Regions from separate parts of the Homo sapiens genome. Here region 2 is linked to region 1. A link is a contact called in ENCODE Hi-C or POLR2A ChIA-PET data. All regions are on one chromosome and are shown on one strand. The core of a region is the stretch at or near the end of the contact, and the rest is flanking DNA. Distances in the headings are between cores, read along the strand shown.

Region 1 (6,111 bases), core at 986-3,485:
ACGTAACATAGTATTTTCTAAGATTTTGAATGCCATAGCTGCAGTTCCCAATCTTATATCTAGCAGATGACATGCACATATGTGACATTCTTTCATAAGAACACCCATCGTTATATGCATATGAATGCTCTAGAATACAAGTAGATATAATAATGCCAGCGGAGCCTTAACCTTGAATTGGCCTTAATTTCTTTAAAATAATAACATAAAAAGAACGCTATTGAAAATATACGTACTTTAAGTTCAGGAAAGCAGAGCCTGTTTAAGATCAGTGCAAGTATAACATGGGAAAAAAAAAAAGGCAAAAACTTAAGATCTTAGATGTAGGGAGAAAGTAATTTAAAAATATAGAAAGAAGGACGTTTGCCTCAAAGATGGTGCCTGTATGTAATGAACTAAGTGGACTTTTCTCCTGGGCAGCAGACCAGAAGTGTAAACGTCACCAAGGCATATGGTTCCTTTTCGTGAAATAACAATCTTAATTGACATCCCACTCTCTCCACCTCTCCCCTCTCTGGCCTGACTTACCCTATCCAGTCAGACTTCCACATCAAAGCCAGAACAAACTTCAAAAAAGGCAAATGGTAGCCTGGTAGCCTTTGTGTACAGACATTCCTTTGCCTACCTTTTTTCCTAGCAATTGTAGAAATTGGCCTTTGGTTCCTGGTGCCTCCCACCTTGGCATCCTTTCTTTTTTTTTTTTTTTAAGTTCTAGGATGCATGTGCAGGTTTGTTACATGGTAAACATGTGCCATGGTGGTTTGCTGCACTTATCACCTAAGTATTAAGCCCAGCATGCCTTCGCTATTTTTCCTGATGCTCTCCTTCCAACTCCCCAGAGGCACAAATGGGTGTTGTTCCCCTCCCTGCGTCCATGTATTCTCATTGTTCAACTCCCACTTATAAATGAGAACATGCAGTGTCTGGTTTTCTGTTCCTGTGTTAGTTTGCTGAGGATTATGGCTTTCAGCTCCAGTCATGTCCCTGCAAAGAACATGACCTCATTCCTTTTTATGGCTGCATAGTATTTTATAATGTATATATATACTACATTGTATGTCTTGTTCTTTCAGTTCCTTTTCATTCCTCATCTCTCTTCTCCTAGGACATTGCATTTATTGCTTTTGTTGCGTTGATAGATCTTCTCTTGGATATTTGCTTTAATAAATCCATCTCATCCTTCTGATCTCAATTCATGCATTACTTCTTCAGAACAAGTTCCACTGACTTGTATTGTAGTCTACCATTATGTATGTTCTCATGGCAACACAGCAAAAAGTCAGATGAGTAAATAAATACACATATTGTGGTAAGTGCTGTAATGGTACTTAGAGACTTTGTCTGAAGTAGGATATATATCTGCATGTAGGAGTCACATCACATAAACACTCTGAACTGTTGAAGACCATTTGTTCATCTCTCAAGTGTTAGTTATTTTTGTGTTTATCTTGTGCAAAAAGTTACATGGTGCAAATTAGAATTAGAACATGAAATAAATGTCCCCAGCCAGTTTGAATTCTTAAATAACACCAAAGGAGTCTCTCAAAAATAAAACGTAGTATCTCCATATTTCAATACGAGTCATTTTCTATATTTGACATATATCAAATATATGTCAGGAATAATCTATATTGATTAACAAATATTATCCTGTAATTTTAACACATTTGATTTTTTTTTGGTTGGTATTACACAATTGTCTTATCCCTTGTATACATATGACCTAACAGAAAATAAATTTAAATGAATCTTCATAATAACATTTACACAGAAGTGCAAGTAAAAGTTATTTTCTGTTACAGTCCTTATGTAGTAAGTTAGCAAAGAAATAGTTGGAGGTTATGCACATCCACAATTAAAGGAGGGAAGAAGGAGGCATGGAGGGAAGGAGGAAATAAGAAATATACCTCAAGATCTATTTTGGTAAAACCAATCTGGCTAATACTGGAATTTGCTAGATAATAGTATCTGTTAACTTTTATTTCATGCCCTTTGCTTAAAATAGAATAGAAATTCTTTGTCTGCAAACTTCGATATTCTGAATTAGGTATGACACAAAAATTTTGTGGAGATCTTTTCACTCATTTATCACATTGAAAAAAAGTAGCATGTTTATGTTAAAGTTTACATTTTATTCCTGGAAACTGACACACAGGAAGCAATAAATATGAAAAGTGTTGTGATGTTCAGCGGCAGTTTTCTTCCCCGCACAGGAAGGAAGTGGGAGTTTTAAAGTGAGAGTGCAAAGGAGACAAGTAGAAACAAAGGCATTCGTATGTACACACGGACATTCAAAAGATAATCACTGAAAGTGGCACTACAAGAAAACTATGCTCCACTGTTTGAGTTTCAAATTAAAGCTCTCTGAGGATAATGGTAAATTTTATTTGGGTAAAAAAATTGCTTTGTATCTTCCTCCATCAAGATTTCAATTGGCAGGAGATGACACAACCTGCTTAACAATCAGGTATTTCAAAGGTTGAGAAGATTTAGAGGGAGCATTTAAAAAAATGCCTTTTAAAAAATATATGTGAACAGCACGTATTCATTTGGCACATGTATAACATTAATTCATTAATACTCAAGAGTATTCTGATACTCTGATACTGATAGAGTATTCTTAGGGTACTCTGCCTAGAATTCAGAATTTAGTGTAGTGTGTAGACTTATATAAAAATACAACCTGCATATCTGTTAGGAAAAAATATAACATTTTAATATTATGGAATTTCATTTGTTCATAACTTACTGATTTAGATTCTAAATAAAGCATCTCAGAATTCTGTGCTTTGCAGGTTAGAAAAAGAACATTATCATCAAACTGGCTCTATTTAAACTCTTCACTCACGGTTATTAATACATCATTAAGTTTCTGGATATTCATCTTGAGAAAAGCATGAAGATAGTCTCTAAAAATTGGAGCCAAATTAAAACAGTTTTCTCTAACCCTGACTGAATTTTTAGAAACCACTTTGGATTATCCACAGTGTTAGACTGAAGTTTAATTATATTGTTTTACCTCAAAGGAATACTGTGATCAAATGTAGATAACCTAGTAAAGCACTCGGCTGAATAGCTTCTGGTTGTGACAGTAAATATTTATCATTCTAAATCTCCACCCACATTCTTAACCCAGCATGCCCTGATAAGGTGTGTGCTATTTTAGTTTGGCATTTACTCTTTATGTTAGATGTGAAATATAAAATATTTTGTGTAAAAGAATATTCTTTATATTAACCTACACAATTTCCTTCCTTCCTTCCTTTCTTCCTTTCTTCCTTCCTTCCCTCCTCTTTCTCTCTCTCTCTTCCTTCCTTCCTTCCTTTCTTTTTCTTTTTCTTTCTTTCTTTCTTTTCTTTCTTTTTCTCTTTCCTTCGTTCTTTCCTTCCTTCCTTCTTTCTTTTCTTTCTTTTCTTTTCTTTCTTTCTTTCTTTCTTTCTTTCTTTCTTTCTTTCTTTCTTTCCTTCCTTCCTTCCTTCCTTCCTTCCTTCCTTCTTTCTTTCTTTCTTTTTCTTTCTTTCTTTCTTTCTCTTTCTTTCCTTCTTTCTTTCATTTTGAGTTGGAGTCTCACTCTGTTCCCCAGGCTACAGTGCAATGGCATGATCTCGTGATCTCAGCTCACTGCAAACTCTGTCTCCCGGGTTCAAGTGATTCTCTGGCCTCAGCCTCCTGAGTAGTTGGGATTACAAGCATGAGCCACCACGCCCAGCTAATTTTTGTATTTTTAGCAGAGATGGAATTTCACCATGTTGGCTAGGCTGGTCTTGAACCCCTGGCCTCAAGAGATCCACCTGCCTCGGCCTCTCAAAGTGCTAGGATTACAGGCGTGAGCCACCACGCCCGGCCAACCTACACAATTTTCTACAGTGTAGTATCTGGAATATTTTACATATTTGATAATATTTATTAATTTCAATAAATAAATATAGATACCAGTGTCAACATCATTATGACTTTAAAATTATCAATATTAAATAATATTCTTGTTTTTTAAAGAAAGAAAATTGCTTAGTTAAAAGCATACATTTGGTTCCCCTTTTATTTATTTTCATTTCTTCCACACATAAGCTTTAATGCTTGTTTGCATTATTTGTTCAACGTGGGTCTTGTGTTTTGTTTTTTTTGCATTTAGGTTGACTCTTTCCTCCTTGCAGAGAGAACATGCTATTCCCATGTAGTAGGCTATTCTTGCACAGTTTTAGACAAATCGTCTGCAAACATTGTATTGCCTGTCCATTATTTTAGGATCAATACATAAAGAAGTTTTAGAAACAGAAAGGAGGGAGTGTATCTAGCAGTCATTAGTTCTCTGAATGAAAATTTATCATCTTTTTATTAAATACACATGCTGATTTTTCCTATGTAATATTAAAACTCACTTACCTAGTACCTAAACCCACATAGTTTTACTTAAAAGTTCTTACCAACTTCTTTCCAAATCAAACTTTAAATCTGGGGACTGCATAAAATTACTCCTCCACTGCAACATAAAAAATGAAAACTATCTTGTATAATATTTTGTCTTATTTTGTTACTCAGAGAATATATGGGATTAAACTTCAAAATCTTTAAAATTTTCATGAGCATAATTTTTCAAATTTATTTTCTATAACAAAATAGATCTAACTTCAAATCATCCATCATATAATAATAGTATTTTAAAATATATTTTTCTAAGAATGAATTTTATAAATGTCCTACTTTAGTCTCTATATAGTTATTAAATGTATCAAGTTTACAAATCAATATTGCATCTTTAGCACAGTTCATAACCTTTAAAATTTAGTCTGATAGTACAAAAGGCTCCTTTTCAGTTAATAATAAATCTAGGTATATAAAGTGATACACAGTACATGTCTATAAGTTGTATATCTGTATACATATATTTACCAAATGTGTATATAAATAAAAATCCTTTAGAATTGTATAATTATAAAAAGCAATCAATTTATAAAAGAAGCCCTATAATGATTTACTATCCAAATACTAATAATTGCTTTGAAGGAATGACTATATTTTTTATTAGATGTTTAGACAATTTGCAATTATAGCATAAGTTTATGTAATTTAGATGTGTATGATTTCAGTCAAATGACTGAAGGCTACAGACTTATATGGTTGACTCCAAACCCATAATTACATTAAAATCAATAATTTTAACACTCCTTGTTTTTTATCTATGAAATAACATTTACCATATGGTATTTATTCATATGGTAATAATTGACAAATTTTGTAGATTGTTACCTGTGTAGTTGAAAATTCTTACTCTTGTTGACATATTTGCATTTGCATAGGACTTCATTCATTTTGAAAATGGCAAAATTAGTACCAGTTATACTAGTTGCATTATATGTGCGTATACAACAGCATATATTCTCCTGCAAACAGACTACTAAACAGAACGGTTATGACTAAACTAAGTGAGATTTTGAGATTTCTATTCTTCTTTAAAGGGAAGTATTTTGCACTACTCCTCTGACAATATGCTGCAAAGTGGTGCTCAAGATGAGTGTTTACATATACGTTTTCACCAAATGGCATTCTTCTTCCTAACAGCTCTAAATTGACTCATTATTGTGTCTTAGGAGAATTATTACTTCAATGCCTTTTTTTTTTTACTCTTACTGTAAGCTCTGAAAAGTTAAGAAAATAACTTTGCTTTTTTGAACAAATAAAACCCCCTCCCTCACTGTTTAAAATCCTGAAAAAAAAACATTAACATGAAAGAACATTCTGAGCAACAAGGGAGGCTTCTCACTCACAAAGGAATACTTTCATGTATTAATCATGGCTGCAAGTAACTTAAACATCAACTAGATCAAATTGCACCCTATGCATTTTTAAATTCTCCAACTACTATTTCATATTCTTGTAGTTTTAATGTTAGGCAGGAAGGTGGAAAAATAAATAGAATCATGCATTTCATATTGTTTTCTGAATATGTCAAATTTTATTGTCAAATGTTAATTAATGATTCTATCATATTTAAATAGATGTCAAAAATGTATTCCCAATCAACCAGCATATAGACACACACATACCATTTTTACAATATTATGATAATGATAAATAAAATTGAATTAAGACAGGAATCTTCCCCTTAAGTAA
Region 2 (6,111 bases), core at 1,020-3,519, 100 kb before region 1:
GGAGCCATTTTTGACCCTCTTTTATCTAAATTTACTTACAGCCTTTTGTTTTATTTGGAGCATATAAAAATGTTTTAGGATTAGACATTACACAGGTGAAATGGATACACTTATAAATTTTATTATCCTGTTTAGTTTTGACAAAAACTTGCTCTTCTATTCTAGAAAACAAGAGTAAAAATATAAATATATTTTAAGACATATAAAATATATACTAATGAAAATGGTAAAACTACTTAAAGCATTTAAACTAATTATATGTGAGATTTCAATAGGATAATTCATTAGTCCAATCCTTGAAATAATCCCAAAGCGACATGAATTCCTCTGCAGAATGAATGTCTATAGAGAGTAATCCATGGAAGACAGACAAGCCTCTTGTCATTTGTAGCCTTAATCCATTGCCTAGAGCGTGAAAGTGCCTAGTATAACAAGTGTGGGAATCAGTAAAATCAACATTATTTTTGGATTTTATTTTCTTAACAATACTGGCTGATCAATAGGCTTGAGGAAACTGACAAATACAATAAGATCTGTTTGATGAGTCAATCTAGTGAAGTAGAGAGAGAATTCCTACTCCCTTTTCCCCATTCTCCCCCTCTTTAAATCCTCCTCTTCCTCCTTCTCCACCTACATTCACACAAGCCACACATCCAACGGCAGAGAGGGAGAGACAGAGAGAGAGAGAGAGAGAGAGAGAGAGAAAGCAGAGCGAGCGAGCGCTGTGCTTTCTCTATTGGTCTGTGGACATTAAGTAATGAAAGCTGTAGTGACAATGCTTAGATCATTTTCTTAAGAATACTAAGCCACTTTCAGTAGGTGTTTATGTTTTTAATTGTGAGACTCACTCTCTCCCTTCAGCCAAGAAGTTTCCCTACTATTGAAGTTGAGTCTCTGGATTCCAAGTGCTGTTCTGGAGGTGGGGGGTGGGGAGTGGTGGTAGGAGGGGGTAGGGCAGAATCATTTGGGGAATAAAGGAGAGAAAGTTCTGTCCTGTTAACTTTTTTATACATCCCCTAAAGATTCTTGTAAAAATATCAGCTTTGAGGAAAACTGAATGAAAAATAAGAGAGAAAATTGAGAGGCCACAGCCAACTACTTGTTTCAGAAGGAACTAATGGTGTTCATATGACTGCCTGAATACATGCCTATACGTCCCACAGAAAATTTAGTAACCCTTCAGCAGCTCATGAAGACACAGAGATATTCTTTTCATGTTACTCCTTGACACTCAGCAGGGACTTTTGTGAACTTTGTCATCTTCCGCTGCCCTTTAAACCAAAACTAGGGAAGTGTCTTTAATTAATGAGATGTGATGCATTGAAAATGTTAGCCAGAGCATTCCAGAAGCTGGAAAACCATAGACGTTTTTAAATTCTGAGTATCCTTTTGAGAATCCCCCGTTGTAATTTATAATTCTCAAAGGACCTATATTTGTCTTGAACTGATTGTTGGAATGGGCTTTAGTAGGAATTTCTTCCCTGAAATTGCAGTGGGACAGAGGAAGGGGGTGGTTGAGCCCAGGGGGTTTGTTGGGAGGAGGGAATGATCTCTAACAAGGCTTTAAAACCTTCAGTGGTTAAAGTTGTATTGATGAGGATATATAGACACACACACACACACACACACACACACGCACACATACAATGCACAAGTTCAGCAGGATTGTATAATGAGCATGAATTGTAAATTTTGTAGGTAGCAGAATTCAGATTTTTAAAATCAAAATTGCACCCAAAAATGGCTATAAAACAACGCTTGCCTTGGGAAGTAAATTTATAGCTACATGCCTTTCACAGGCACGCCTGAGGGTTCTGCTCCCGGCTCTAATCTCTACGAGATGTTTTTTGCATGTGTTGTGTGACAGGAGGGAAGGGGAGTAGGTTGAGCTCGCCTGTTCTCCCATTGTCAGCCAGTCTAGTGAGTGTTGGGGAAACCTGTCTGTGGGATCTTGTGTCATCTCCCTCTACATGCGTACAGGAAAAGTCCGCGCTGCTCACGGTTTCTCTCTCTCTCTCTCTCTCTCTCTCTCTTTCTCTCTCTCTCTCTCTCTGTTTCCCTTTCATTCTGCTTCCCCGGAGCCGAATGAAGCAGGGAGCAGGATTAGAGACTGCCACCGGCTATCAGAGGAGCTTAGATAAAAGGAACTGCTTCTTAAGCACCACTGCAGCAGACCTTGTTAATTTTTTTTTTTTTTCTTTCCACACAACAGTTGTGCCTCATTATCCGGTGCCTGGCTCGGAATTTTTTTTTTTTTTTTTCTTTTTGGAGGGTTTGAAGTTTCTGTGCTTCAGTGACTGTTACAGAAGAAGAGGTGTTAGTGTTGCCATGAGGTCTTGATTGTCTGCATTTATGAATGAAACTGACCTAAATCACCTGTTACCTCCAGTTTCCAGATTGTTTGAACTTCTCTGGCCGCACAATACAGGAAGGAAGACTAAAGCAGCAAAGGGACCTACAGCGTCTGCAGCATGGGCTGGTTAACTAGGATTGTCTGTCTTTTCTGGGGAGTATTACTTACAGCAAGAGCAAACTATCAGAATGGGAAGAACAATGTGCCAAGGCTGAAATTATCCTACAAAGGTAAATCTTATTTTTCTTTTATTTGGTTAGCTTTGTAATAACCGCCCCCCCCCTTAATTCCTTGAACTCCCTCCCAACCCCAAATCATCAAACCTTTAGTTTAACCTGGTAAACCGACGTGATTATGTGTATCTTTCTGAGATGCTTTAAACGCTTTTTGTAAAAAGCATGTCTTCTGTTTGATATATGACAACTTAAATGCAAACAAAGAACATTTAATCACATTTGCTGAAAAGAGCTGTATGCCTGGTACACGCTGATCTGTATATCTTATTATCCTATCTTATGCCTGTTAATTTTTCCGACTTTAATTCTATTAAAATATTTTCTTAAAAATAGAAATGCAAAAATGGTCTCTTTGTAGATGTGCATGCCTTACCTATAATTACTATGATGAATTGCATTTTCTTAGTTTTAGACATGAAATGGTTAATCGTCATCATGAATATTCAGTTTGTTCAAATCTGACAATCAGATGCTTAACATAAGCAGTAGATCATGGTTTGCCAAGAGAACATAAACTGGATGGAACAGACTAGTTTTTCCACAGTGCCTTATGATTGTACAAAAGACTGTATTTGGCTAATTGTGTAAAGCTAAAGTCTTTGAAATATTATGTTATTTAATTCTATATGTACTTCAGTGAGAACTGCAGACACATTACTGTCTGCTTGCATAGGTAGTTGTGTAAACTTCTCTTTTGAAAAGTATAAATTAAAGAGAGAAAAAAGAGCTTTATCACTAGTGCTTTATTTGGTTACAATTTAATGTATGTGCTTATTTTTATTGAGGATTTTTTATGTTTGTTCCACATTTGCTTAGATAGGTCTTATAGATAGATGATGTGTAAAGTAATGCTAAAGTAGAGCCCAAAATGATATACATACATTTAGTGGCAGTAAATCTTTCTATAACTCAGGTATTATTAAAATGGAGTTGAAGATTAAACTGTTTTAACTCAAGTAGTTTTACTCCCTAAGGTGTTGATTTCTTATGATTCTCAGATTTCTAAAATTGGGGGTGGAGCAGTGAGAAGCTCTAATTAAGCTTATTTTTTAGCCTATAAGTTAAAATAAAAATTATTGAAGGTATTTGTAGAGATGTCTGTCTACTGTACCTTGCTCTTATGCCACAAAACATATTCTTTAATTCTCATATGATGGGGAACATCTTTTTCTGAATGCCCTAGTGTGAATGAGGATCTCAAATCAGAAGAGAGATGTAATTTTCACACTTTGAATTAGAAAATTAAACACCTAGTAATGTGTTTCTTTGGACTTAGTGCTCGTTAAATGAAATGCATTGAATTAGAATATCTATTTACTTTTTGGTGTAATGTTTTCCTGAGTATCAAGTTGGGAATAGAGACTTAAACATCAACAAACAGAAGTGCAATTGTACTTATGTAAGTTTTAAAAAATCATGTAGCGTTATTTAATTAATTTAGTAACTGTCTTTAAATTATTTCCATAGTATATGATATTATGGTGTCTGTGTTTTTATCAGTTTTGCTTTCTGTTTTCACTCCTTGACAAGGTGACATCAAATAAGTCTAAGTTGATGGTCCACTTTATCCAAGTTTATGTTCCCTATAAGTTTTACATGCAACTTTAGTTCTCAAAGATGTGACTGGCTATTTGTAATACTTTTAGTTTAACAAGTTTAAAATCATGATATATATTTTAAAAATCTGCTAGGCTTGAATATATCTAAGTGCTAAATTCATTTTAAAATAAAATAAAAATAGGGAATTAAACTTTTTTATTTTGCAAGAATTTTATTTCCATGATAATAGGTTACTCTCCATGATAGAGGAGGCACTTGTTCTTTCTGTACATTAAAAATATTACATTTAATTTGAATATCCTTTGTTGTACACATATGCCTTAAACCTATCTGATGAAGCAAGCAGTATATATTAGCAAGGTGTATATATTTGATATTGTCTTTATAAGCCTTGTTTTAGTGATGGCATCCATTAGAATTATTCTGCTTTCCTTTAAGTAAAAAACTGCTTTACAGCTACATAACAATCCCATTGATACACCTAGAGCTTAATAATTTGGTAAAATAAACTGTGAAATGAACAACAGGAAGAAGAATAAAAGGAATGGCCTGAGGAAATTTTTTTCTGTTATTTTATTAATCTGTCATTACCTTTTTGTCTCTACATGTACGTTTGTTTGGCCAAAGCAAGTATGTGGTAGCCAATTGCCAGTACTTTGTTTCTAAAGTACAATAGAGATTTTTTTAAAGCTACTTCTTGTTTCTCCTTAATTAGATGTCAAACACAGTTAAAACATCCACTGCATTGCCCTTAAAAATATTCCAGCATGATTCATGAAGAGTTAAATCCCTGCCAACCTTAATTTCCCATGGTCACTTGTTTTCAAAGATCCACCATTAACTCTCTCATTGCTCAGGTTGCCAAGATGAAGTTTCTGGCAATCACTGTGCTTACTTTCTACTTATCATTTTTGCCTGGTAGGAGATGAAAGAGACTTGACATGTTAAAAAGAAGTAAAAACAGGAAAGTGGCCTTTGTAGCGGGTGTACATATCTAATAAGATACCTCTTTACTTTCTAGGAAAAAGGAATTGAATAGATGTGTTCAGGACCATCTGGAGAAGTGATAATATTAGAAAAATGGGGTATGCTGGCTTTTCCTCTGAACCAATTTGATTTAGAATCCTTATGGGGGAAGAAAATGTGAGAACTCTGTAAATCTCAGCAGTTACATAGAAATTATCCTTAAGAAACATTTACTCAGAAATACTTTTGTCTTCTTTAAATATATGTAATATAGCTAAATGGTAAAATCCTTCTTTTAAAAAGTGGTCCATGCATAAATGTTTATTTCTTCTACAAAACTAGTCAAATTTCACTTTTCTCATGAAATACAGGAAAATCATATAATCTTCCATTTGGGATATGTGATACAATGAAGTCTTCAGAAAAACCTGCATGAATCACAAGAAAATAATTAGGGTTTGGGTTTTAAACAAATGACAAATATTCCATCATCCAATGTAAGGGGCTATTCCAGGACACTATGTGCTTCAGTTTTGGTAGAAATCAAAGACACATGCAAGTCTCAATGTGATGGTGATCCTGTGAATCCAAAGGTTAAATCAATGATTTTAACCTTAACTTCATAGGAAGGACTTAGTAAATAGCACTTTAAAAAGTGGTAGGCCTTCTGAAAGCTTTCTTTTTTCTATTTTCTAAAGTTGTTTTTTTTTTTTTTCAGAGTCAAGGTATTATTATAAGAATGAGGTTATCAATTAAATAAAAATTCTCATATGTATATGTGTGACAAGAGAAGATCATTTTATTTAGTTAAAATTTCTGAGGTAAAATTTGCAAAAGTTCTTTACCTTTTGTTCAATAAATTACAATTAGTTCAAAAATTAATTAATATGAATGATTTTCTAATTAAACTTCTTGTCTTTCCTTTAAGATTTTCTTTACTTTCACCAGAGCAGTATTTGTGTGTGTGTGTGTGTGTGTGTATATACCAATACATTT

The links. A loop is a pair of places that touch in the nucleus more often than their neighbours do. ChIA-PET counts read pairs that join two places held with the same protein, here RNA polymerase II (POLR2A). Pooled maps may share reads with other maps.
Region 2: a loop to region 1 is called in a map of heart left ventricle, with 2.7 times the contacts of the local background. The contact joins the promoter of SEMA3A here to the enhancer-like site in region 1. A Hi-C loop is called at or near these places in 4 of 168 maps with a recorded cell type or tissue (IMR-90, heart left ventricle and naive thymus-derived CD4-positive, alpha-beta T cell), 1 of 37 single-sample maps with no recorded cell type and 7 of 50 pooled maps. POLR2A ChIA-PET finds 5 or more read pairs at or near these places in 2 of 52 experiments (GM12878 and activated T-cell).

Annotation. Positions count from the first base shown.
Region 1 is chr7:84,088,520-84,094,630 of GRCh38, reverse strand. All of the region lies in intron 4 of SEMA3A (semaphorin 3A), which reads left to right. Among named protein-coding and RNA genes, the nearest start is that of SEMA3A, 100 kb to the left of the region's middle. RefSeq lists an enhancer at 2,964-3,464. Within about 2 kb of position 2,235, at least 3 of the 41 ENCODE cell types and tissues checked have a DNase peak (open chromatin) inside an H3K27ac peak, as active enhancers do.
Region 2 is chr7:84,190,947-84,197,057 of GRCh38, reverse strand. SEMA3A (semaphorin 3A) reads left to right here and starts at 2,269. Exons shown (of 17, transcript NM_006080.3): 1 at 2,269-2,583. The coding sequence starts at 2,472. RefSeq lists an enhancer at 1,348-2,155.